Linked DNA regions of Homo sapiens: region 2 is linked to region 1. A link is a loop called in an ENCODE intact Hi-C map of the cell type or tissue named here. Cell type or tissue: HepG2. All regions are shown on one strand. Links, peaks and the distances in the headings refer to the core of each region. The heading gives the core; the rest is flanking DNA. Region 1 has its middle 36 kb from the start of FOXN3-AS2. Region 2 overlaps FOXN3 (forkhead box N3).

Region 1 (5,382 bases), core at 291-5,290:
ACGAACTTGACTAACCTCAGGTTGCGTTTATTTGTTCTGATCATGCTGAACTTTATTAATTGTGAAAAGTCTGTCAGAGGCGTTCGAACCAGAGTGACTCCATTTTGAGCAAGGGCTAGGAAAATGAGGCTGAGATTTGCTGGGCTCCATTCTCAGAAAGTTAGGCATTCCTAGCCTCTAGATGTTTACGGTTAAGGGAACAAATTAATAGTGTTTACTAAACAGACTCAGACTTGGGAGTGTCCAGGTATCCTGACATCTGGAGAACAAAGGCACTCTTAATTTTGCTTTAAAGATAATAATATCGATTCTTGCAAAATATAGTAATTAAGAAAATTAATCCTTTATCGCAAACCCTTGTAGCAGAGCACATCTCCCCATATATACAAGTATTGTACTTAGGGTGGATGCGTTCCTCCTCTTACTTTCAGGAACATCGTACTCTATCTATGGAGTAGCTGTTCTTTCACCACTTTACTTTCTTAATAAACTTGCTTTTACTTTGCACTTCGGACTCGCCCTGAATTCTTTCTTACGCGAGATCCAAGAACCCTCTCTTGGGGTCTGGATCGGGACCCCTTTCCTTTAACAACTTGGGTCTTTGGGCTTATATTTTCCTGAGTAATCTTAGAATATTGCTGATGCAAGGGACCTTTTGTAGTTCCATGTGCCCAGTTTTACAAGTAAGGAAACCAGAGAAGTGAAAAAGTTTGCTCAAGGATGTACAGCTATGTCCAGAGTGGCAGAGCAGGGAGCAAAATCCCAGCCATAGCACTGTTACGGGAAAGGGGTCCTGATCCAGAGGCCAAGAGGGTTCTTGAATCTCATGCAAGAAAGAATTCAGAGCAAGTCCATAGAGTAAAGCAAAAGCAAGTTTATAAAGAAAGTAAAGGAATAAAAGAATGGCTATTCCATAGACAGAGCAGCTGCGAGGGCTGCTGGCTGCCCATTTTTATAGTTATTTCTTGATGATATGCTAAACAAGGGGGGGATTATTCATGCCTCCCCTTTTTAGACCATATAGGGTAACTTCCTGACATTGCTGTGGCATTTATAAACTGTTGTGGTGCTGGTGGGAGTGTAGCAGTGAGGAGGACCAGAGGTCCCTGTGGTGGCCATCTTGGTTTTGGTGGGTTTTGGCCAGCTTCTTTACCACAAAGTGTTTTATCAGCAAGGTCTTTGTGACCTGTATCTTGTGCTGACCTCCTGTCTCATCCTGTGACTTAGAATGCCTTCACCGTCTGGGAATGCAGCCCGAGTAGATCTCAGCCTTATTTTACTCAGCTCCTATTCAAGATGGAGTTGATGTGGTTCAAACACCTCTTACAGCACCACCCACATGATGTGTTTGAATTGAACCAGGAAGGAAAAGTGCTTGTTTCTGTAGCTCTGGTTCCATTCATATATCCAACAAATATTTGCGAGAGATCTGTCTGGTGAGGTCCTGAGCTTCCAATGACACAATGTACAAATTGAAATCAAAATCGGTAAGAATCTTAGAATTCTTCCAATTCTAACATACTGTGACTCAGCCAGAGATACTCTGACTCAGCCACTTAGTTTATTCATTCATTCATTCATTCAGTTCCTTCATGTTGCAAACACTTATTAGACATTTCCTACTTACTACTGCAAATCTCTGCACAACAAAAGTATTTTTAAGACCCGATCTGAGTCACTTATATCAAGGAACATTCCATATAGATTTTTCTTAGCAGCAGCAGTCTTTGGATGTTTTATCCTAACAAAATTTGATTTTTAAAGGCATATAACTCGTTCATTTTCCTTTTTTTTTTTTTTTTTGAGACATAGTCTCACTGTGTTACCCAGGCTGGAGTGCAGTGTTGCAATCTCGGCTCACTACAGCCTCCGCCTCCCAGTTCAAGCGAGTCTCCTGCCTCAGCCTCCCAAGTAGCTGGGACCACAGGTGCGTGCGACCACGCTCGGCTAAATTTTTTTTTTGTATTTTTAGTAGAGACGACGTTTCACTATGTTGGCCAGGGTGGTCTTGAACTCCTGACCTCGCGATCCGCCCGCCTTGGCTTCCCAGAGTGCTGGGATTACAGGCGTGAGTCACCGTGCCCAGCCTCATTTTCTTTGTAACTGGTTGCTTTAGGTCTCCAGCCAACTTTATATGCGAGATTTTAAAAAAATGCTATCAAACTCTAGTGTAAGGATTTGCTTCAGTTTTAGGTCTATGTTAAGCATGCCTTTTAGAGGACAGTGGTAAACATTGGTTTACTTGGCTAGGTAAAGCATCTGTTTTCAAGGTCTTGATCTAACCACATACCCCACAGTCACTTGTTCCTGGCCTTTGTTGTTATCTCTATTTGCTCAGAAATGTCCACAATCCTAAAGTCTGCTGTAAATTTCACATGGTTATTGCATTACCTTCTACTACCATGCTGCAAACACCAATTTGAAGGAGTGGCGTGAGAAAACAACTAAAAGTATTTATCCTGCTGTTCTTTGCATTTTCTTTGTTCTGTTGCATCGTGATATCTGGCTATCGGATTTCATAGAAAAGTAGAAACAGCCGAGGGCACTGTTTTTGTAATTTCATATTAAACTCATTTCCTTGAAAATCTGGCTTGAGATGAGTGTTCTTCAGACTTCTCTTCCATTTTGGTATGTTTCCTTTTTCTTTTCTCATGCAGCCTATGTCTAGTTTTTCAAGCACATTGAAGTTGAATATATTTTTGTTTTAGTATCAGAAGGCACAGCTGCCGTGGACTAACCCTAACGAGCCTCCCTCTGTCACCCATCAGTGTCTCACGCAGCAGTTCCTGACCATCAAAGTGTGCTCTGTGCTAAGTACTCTGCTGGATGATTTGGCTTGAATTTCTCAATAAATACACCTACTTACCCTAAGAGGCAGTTAATATTATTCCCATTTGACTGATATGGAAACTGAGGCTGAGAAAGTGGAAGCAATTTTTAAGTCAAGTCACACAATGTAAGTGGTGAGCAGGACCCAAGGTTGTGTTTATATGATTTTGAAATTTTGTTATCGACCCTACTTATGAGCCCTGCTTTATTTCTCCATTATAGACATCCCATTTTGTTTTTCTTTTAAACTGAGACAATGGCAAAATAAAAACAGGGGAGTGTTTTATGTATCATTTTCACTGGACCGGTATTTTCTGTGTTTTTCAGAACACTAGCCAGCAAGCTCCTAAAAAACAAACATTAAATTAATTTGGTCAAAACTGCACATTATATCCTTTTCTAGGAGATACTGTTTTATTTTATTTCCTTTTCTCAAATTTCCATTTGACTACATAACCTTTTTATCTTCAAATGCCTTTAAAAGCACAAATTGGGAAAGGTTTCAGTTAAAAGACAAGTGAAGAATTTGGTATTATACAACTAAATTTTTAAAAATAAAAAAAAGAAAAGTGGCCAGGCACGTGGCTCACGCCTGTAATCCCAGCACTTTGGGAGGCCGAGGCAGGTGGATCATGAGGTCAGGAGTTCGAGACCAGCCTGGCCAACGTGGTAAAACCCTATCTCTACTAAAAATACAAAAATTAGCCAGACGTGGTGGCGGGCGCCTATAATCCCAGCTACTTAGGAGGCTGAGGCAGGAGAATCGCTTGAACCCATGGGGCGGAAGTTGCAGTGAGCGGAGATCGCACCACTGCACTCCAGCCGGGGCGACAGAGTGAGACTCCGTCTCAAAAATAAATAAATAGATAAATAAATAAATAATAATAATAAAAGGCCAGGTGCGGTGACTCATGCCTGTAATTCCAGCTCTTTTGGGAGGCTGAGGCGGGCGGATCACCTGAGGTCGGGAGTTCGAAACCAGGCTGACCAACATGGAGAAACCCCGTCTCTACTAAAAATACAAAATTAGCCAGGCGTGGTGGCGCATGCCTGTAATCCCAGCTACTTGGGAGGCTGAGGCAGGAGAATTGCTTGAACTCGGGAGGCAGAGGTTGTGGTGAGCCAAGATCGTGCCATTGCATTCCAGCCTGGGCAACAAAGGCAAAACTCCATCTTAAAAAAGAAAAAAAGAGAAAAGAAAAGGAAAAAGGAAAACAGAATCTTCTGAAGCCCCCTAGAGATGGCAGCCTCCTGCTTCATTCTGTCTTCACTTCAAAATTCTGTTTTTATTCTTTACCTGGACTCCTCCAAGACCAGGAATATCAGTGCCCTGTTTCTTATCTCCTCCCCAGAGGCCTTCGTTTTTTGATCCAAGTCCTGGCTACATTTTGTGCCATCTGTGCGCTCTGGGTACGTTATGCTCCTTGAGGGGAGGAACTGGGTTTTAACATCTTTGTGACCTTATAGTGGCCACAGTAGCTACTTAGGAAATGCATGAATGAACTGCGTTTTGAGCAGAAGAACAAATACATTACGTGGATCTGTTTTTCTGAGTTAACTCTAGCCAAGTGATTAACCCCCTCTTTGGGTGACAGTGAGAAATTTGAGAAGCTGCAGTAACTCATTTATATCACTAGGGTTCCATTTGGAAAATGATACCTCCTGTTGTCTCATTTAATTAGTAATTGTGTTTTCAGTTCCAATTGAAAGCCTCAGAAGAAAGGATAGTAATAAACTGTGGTGTATGGTATTATTATTGTTATCTAATTATATTTACTATTGTGACAGTTTTCCATTGAGGTACTTTTGAAGAAGGAACTTGTCAATGTTATCTCATAGGCTTCTCTCTTGTTCCTCCTTTACCTCTCCATGTATTCTAAACTCCAGTATTAAGTATGAGCCTCTTTTATAGATATGTAAATTGATGCACACAGTTTTGTTGTTTGTTTGTTCTTAACAACATGGCCTAAAGTTGTTTGGTAAGTTCATTCTGGATCTAGAGATTGATTCACCAGTCTTTTCAGAGATGTCACTCACACATTGGCAAAGGCAGTGGGGGAACCAAGGGAATGATGCCCCAACAAGAGGTTGGAAGATGTGGGAGCTGCTTTGGCTCTGCAATTTACTTGTTGCATGGCTTTGGACAGGCCATCCTTCCATCCATTCATCCATGCATTTTATTCATCCATTGAGCATTTCATGGAATTCACTAGATTGGATAGTCCATCCATCCATCCATCCATCCATCCATCCATCCATCCATCCATCCAACATTTCATGGAATCCTCTAAATTGGACAGTCCATCAATCCATCCATTCATTCATTCATCAAACATTCCATAGACTCCTCTAGGTTGGACAGTCCATCCATGCATCCATCAGTCATTCCATGGAATTCATTGGATGGAACAGACCATCCATCCATTCATCCATCCACTTATTCATCCACCAAGCATTTCATGGAATCCACCGGGAATCCTCCATTCTGTGGAGTCCCACCAGGCTAGATGTTGGTATTACAAAGATGAATAGGACATTGTCCCCATTCTCAAG
Region 2 (5,382 bases), core at 313-5,312, 150 kb after region 1:
GTGTGGCGTGCACAGTTTGTGCCATTTGTATACCCTGGTGCTGAGGTGTGGTGGTTTATGGGGGAGCTCCGTTTCTGGCCGCCATGTGGCCATGGGAGATTGACAACAACGCTCACCCTCAGCACTTCAGAGACAGCCATGAATGTTTTCAGATAATCTGTTCAGAAATGGCAGCTTATTCCCACAGTCCTGTGGCTGGATGTCTTGTGGCACTCTGTGCGTTTCCTGTGTAAGCAGGTGTTCAGGGGTGAGTTGTATCCCTCAGAAAGATAATGTTGAAGTTCTCATCTCTGGTACCACGAATGTGACCTTATTTGGAAAAGATGTAATCAAGTTAAAATGAGGTCACACTGGATCAGGGTGGTTTGTAATCCAATGTAACTGGCATTCTTATAAAAAGAAGAGAGGAGGCCAGGTGGGGTGGCTCATGCCTGTAATCCCAGCATTTTGAGAGGCTGAGGTGGGTGGATTGCCTGAGGTCAGGAGTTCGAGACCAGCCTGGCCAACATGGTGAAACCCCATCTCTACTAAAAATACAAAAATTAAGCCGGGCACGGTGGCTCATGCCTGTAACCCCAGCACTGTGGGAGGCCGAAGTGGGCGGATCACGAGGTCAGGAGTTTGAGACCAGTCTGGCCAATATGGTGAAACCCCATTTCTACTAAAAATACAAAAATTAGCCGGGCGTGGTGGTACGTGCCTGTAGTCCCAGCTACTCGGGAGGCTGAGGCAGAAGAATCTCTTGAACCTTGGGGGCGGAGGTTGCACTGAACTGATATCATGCTGCTGCACTCCAGCCTGGGCGACAGAGCGAGATGCTGTCTCAAAAAAAAAAAAAAAAATTAGCTGGGCGTGGTGGTCTGTACCTGTAATCCCAGCTATTCAGGAGGCTGCGGCAGGAGAATTGCTTGAACCTGGGGGTCGGAGGTTGCAGTGAGCTGAGATTGCACCTCTGTACTCCAGCCCGGGTGACAGAATGAGACTCCATCTCAAAAAAAAAAAAAAAAAAAAAGACGAGACACAGACACATGTGCAGGGGAGAGCACCGTGTGAGTGTGAGGGCAGGGGTTGGAGTGATGGCTCTGCAAGCCTAGGAACAGCAAGGATTCTGACATCACCAGAGAGGGTCGTAGAACAGATTCTGTCTCCCAGCTTCTAGAAGGGACCAGCCCTGCTGACACCTGGATTTTAGGCTTCAAGCCTCCCGAACAGTGAGGAAATACATTTCTATTGTTGGGGCCATCCGGCTTGTGGCACTTGGTTACAGCAGCCCTGGGAACAGAGCAACAGAAAGAAGTAGCAGTGAGTTATGAGTTTCTGCCTACACTGAGAGACTTCAGGAATAAAACCTAATGGAAGGTACTTAGGAATATGCAGTGGGATTGTGTCCTTTTACAGAGGAGGGAACGATCCAGAGAGGTGCTCACAGCCACGCAGTGGGGGCTGGTGATAGATTTGGATCCAGAACTCAGGTCTCCTGGGCTTAGAACTTCTCTCCCTCCTAATGCTGCCTATGGGAACATATTTGAAACCTAACTGGGTTCACATTAAAGAAATGCCATAAAGTTAGGGGGCAGATGGTTTGGGTTTTTTTCCTCTCCATTTTTTGATGGGGAATGAAGGGATCACAGATCTTGACAACAAAATGGAAAGAGTTTATAGGGTTCCAGGTTGGATTGCAGTGGTGCCATCTCAGCTCACTGCAACTTCCACCTCCTGGGTTCAAGCAATTCTCCCGCCTCAGCCTCCTGAGTAGCTGGGAATATGGGCACATGCCGCCATGCCTGGCTAATTTCTTTTACATTTTAGTAGAGATGGGGTTTGGCCATGTTGCCCAGGTTGGTCTTGAAATCCTGAGCTCAAGCAGTCCACCCACCTCGGCCTCCCAAAGTGCCAGGATTACAGGCATGAGCCACCGCGCCCGGCCAGGGTTCCAGTTTTATTAGCTACATAGCCTGCAAGCAGAGAGCACGGTGGCACCAACCAACCAGGCTGTATTTGGGGACTGTCGCTTATTTTTCATGCACTTGGTGCTGAGGCTTGAATTGGTACAATAAGATGCAATACCTGCCCAACATTTCTTATTCAGGGCCTAGTTAAACCTTGAACTGGGAAGAAGCAGCCTTTGTTTGGGGGAGCGTGTTCTTCTGCAGCAGATCCTTTTGGTTGAACCATGAAATAATAAGACTCGGTTTGCACAACTGTGAATGCCCAAGTTGGCTGAATTCTTGGTACAGAGGCAGAGGGACGGGATGCCTGTCTTTGGAAATATGAACGTACTGGCTGCTTTGTTCACGATGACTCAGTGTTTGTATGACCTTGGTTTTACTAAACATCTGAAGGCACTTTTGTCAGGTGTCCTCCATTTGCCCAATGTAACCGTATTTTATTTCTGAGACACAGTCGTGCCCTTTAACACAGTCTGTTTTTCGAGGAGGAGGATTCACTTACCGCCCTTGAAAACCAAGGTCAGTCTGGGGCTGGTGATGGGCATTTGGACTGTTCCTTGGGTTCAAGGTGATTTTCTCTTACAAAGTTTTCACCCTCTGTAATTGGCCTCGGAAGACCACACATAAATAAGGAAAGACAGTTTTCTGTATGCCGGTCCTCTTCACCTCTGGACTGTGGTGGGCTGGATCTACCGTTAACCTTAGCAACTGGAGAAAGGAGTTTCTCGAGACACTGTCTGCCTACCCTGTCTTCGACTCATCTGTTCTGAGGCTTTGGGCTTCTCTCAGTGACCCTCTTTCCTAAATAATAAGTACAGGAACTGTGGGAGAAACTGGACTAAGTGTAAGTCTGAACTTGGCCTTAGAGAGGGTCTTAGTCCTGCAAGCTGCGGGGGCAGCTCTCACCCTCAGAACTTCAACCGAGGCACCTCTTACAGCATCTGCAGGGGAGGGCAAGGGACTCTCTGGAAGGGTTTCTGGAGATTTTGGTCATACGAGTAGATTCAATTACTTTGGAGCTTCCTTGGGCCATTTTTATTTTCTGTAATACCTGCTGTTTTATTTTGCTAGGCTTTCCCCCCTAGAATAAAGGCACATTCAATAATAAGAATTTTGTAGTAGCCACTACTAAATGATACTGCTCGTCAGTTTGAAGAAAAAGCTAATTGTCAGCTCTGTGTTGAGATTTCCTTTTTTTTTTTTTTTTTTTAAAAAGCAGCTTAGAGAAAATCCCTGAACATAGTCTCCTGATTGAAAAATACATTAGTGGATTTCACTGCTTTATCATTTTCTTAAAGTAATAGTTTTCCTTACTTAAAAAATTATATGTATTAAATTATATTATTTATACATATAAAATTATATAGATAATATTTATATATATATAGAGAGAGAGAGAGAGAGAGAAAGAGAACGAGAGAGATCTATTGAAACATATGGCTGAAAACATGCCCAGTGCATATTTTTTTTTTTTTTAAAGGGAGTCTCACTCTGTCATTTTAGCTGGAGTGCAGTGGCATGACCTTGGCTCACAGCAGCCTCAACGTCCCAGGCTCAAGCAATCCTCCCACCTCAGCCTCCCAAATAGCTAGGACTACAGGCTTGTGTCACTATGCCTGGCTAATTATTATTATTATTATTTTTGTAAAGATGAGGTCTCACTGTGTTGCCCAGGCTGGTCTCGAACTCCTGAGTGCATGTGATCTGCCCACCTCGGCCTCCCAAAGTGCTGGGATAGCAGGTGTGAGCCACTGTGCCTGGCCAGAATTTTTTTTTTTGTTTATAAAAGTGAAAAACAAGGATTTATTTTATGACATTTTGTAGTTGTAAAGAGCCTTATTGTTCCTTGAGTCCAGCCCTCTGCTGTGGGCCAAAGGACAGGAGTCACCTCTGACCCGGTAGGGTCATTTCTGTGAGATGACTGGTGGATTTGCTAAGATCGTATATTGATGCCCCCAAGCTACCCTTTGTATGGTGAATTTGGCCACCTACACATCAACAAGTGACTATTTCTAGCCATCCCACCGTGGCCTGCCAGCCAGCAGATCAATTTCACCAGTTTTTCCGTCTTTGTCTTTATAGCACGGTTTATTTGTGCAATCATTTGAATTGTTTATGTGCTTTGCCCTTGTTTTATTAAAATGAAAGTGACAAATTAAAAAGGTTAATAATAGGAGTTAGAAAGAGCGTAATTCTCCTAAACACATCAATTGAGAAAGAGGGAAATCAATTGGCGTGAATCTTTGGTCTTGATTGGGCGCTTGTGGGATCTACCGCTGTGAAGGGAAAGGATAGAATGAAAGGGTGTTCATGAAATGCTGTGAAGTAATTGTGGATGCTTGAGTCTGAGACATTAGGTATATTTAGAGATTTTATAATCTTTCTTTTTTTTTTGTTTTAAGTACTCTAAAAAAGGGAATAGTTCTTTATACCTAAGAGATGCACATTGTAACATGTAAGTTTTTTTCACTTTCATACATTTTACTTCCAAATTCGTTTGCAGGAAAGAATCAGAGATGGGAAAAAAGAGGAATTGTCCATAAAGACAAATTCCTCCCAAACGGGCCTGTAAGTTCCCCTCAGGCTGCAGCTCTCCCTGCTGGAGTCTGCCTGGATCAGCATTTCCTTTTCACAAGAGCAAGCACCCAGTCACCCAGTCTCCAAAATCAGCCCTTGTAGTATTTCCTGAATCTCTGAGTTCTCTTCCCAGAGCCTCAGATGGCCCAGTTTTCTGTTTCTGGATCACCCGACTTTGGTTTTCTGGGATCCCTTGCTGAACTCTGCCTGGTGTCACAGTGCGGGGCCTGTGCTCTGCTGGTGCTGTTGAGCCACTGGTAGCAGCCTCGTCTCCCACCCCTGGTGTCTGTGATCCATCCAGTTTCATCATGTCTTCCCTGCTCAAGGGCTTTTCTCTTGGCCTCTCTCATGCATCTTCTTCTTGATTTTCCTGCTTCTCATCAAGCTGGCACCTTATTTATCAGGGTCCAGCTTTAATGACACCCCTTCAGAGAGGTCTTCTCTGAGCCCTCCTGCTCGCCTTCCTGGCAACACTTAGCTCCAGGTGCATTTACACATTTATCTGTGACTTGTTCATCACGTGTCTCCTCTAAATGTAAGCTTCACAGTCAGTCTAACCCAGTGCTTGGGACAGCGCTGTGTGCAGGGGGCTCCAGAGGTTCTGCTGAGTAAGTCAATGGCGCATTCATTCTCCTGGCTTCCTAGGCGCTGACCCTGATAACTTGATAAGGGCAGAGCCAAGCTCTTGGGCCCTGTGGCCCACACCCAGCAGCATCCCACACCCTGCTTGCAGCGGCCCCACTCTTCCATCCCTGAGTTGCAGGTGCAGCGTTCACTGTCTCCAGGCTCTGTCCTGGTAGCCTGGGCACTGTCATTACTGTATCCTTTGCTCAGATGGCCTCAGTGATTGCTGCCA

The links. Hi-C counts contacts between places; a loop is a spot of excess contacts. Peaks named below come from ENCODE experiments on the same cell type or tissue, not always from the same donor. Only the 100,000 strongest peaks of a DNase experiment are listed, where the experiment ranks them.
Region 2: a loop joins it to region 1, with 15 times the contacts of the local background. A loop is called at or near these places in 1 of 110 quality-filtered maps.

The regions. Positions count from the first base shown.
Region 1 is chr14:89,537,159-89,542,540 of GRCh38, reverse strand. It overlaps a transcript of FOXN3 not described here. Among named protein-coding and RNA genes, the nearest start is that of FOXN3-AS2, 36 kb to the left of the region's middle. In HepG2, for the core only: a CTCF peak has its summit at 4,432; a DNase peak (open chromatin) is centred at 2,330.
Region 2 is chr14:89,388,268-89,393,649 of GRCh38, reverse strand. The region is part of intron 2 of FOXN3 (forkhead box N3); the gene reads left to right. Among named protein-coding and RNA genes, the nearest start is that of FOXN3, 26 kb to the left of the region's middle. RefSeq lists an enhancer at 1,401-1,901. In HepG2, for the core only: a CTCF peak has its summit at 4,535; a DNase peak (open chromatin) is centred at 2,299; H3K4me3 peaks cover 495 bases.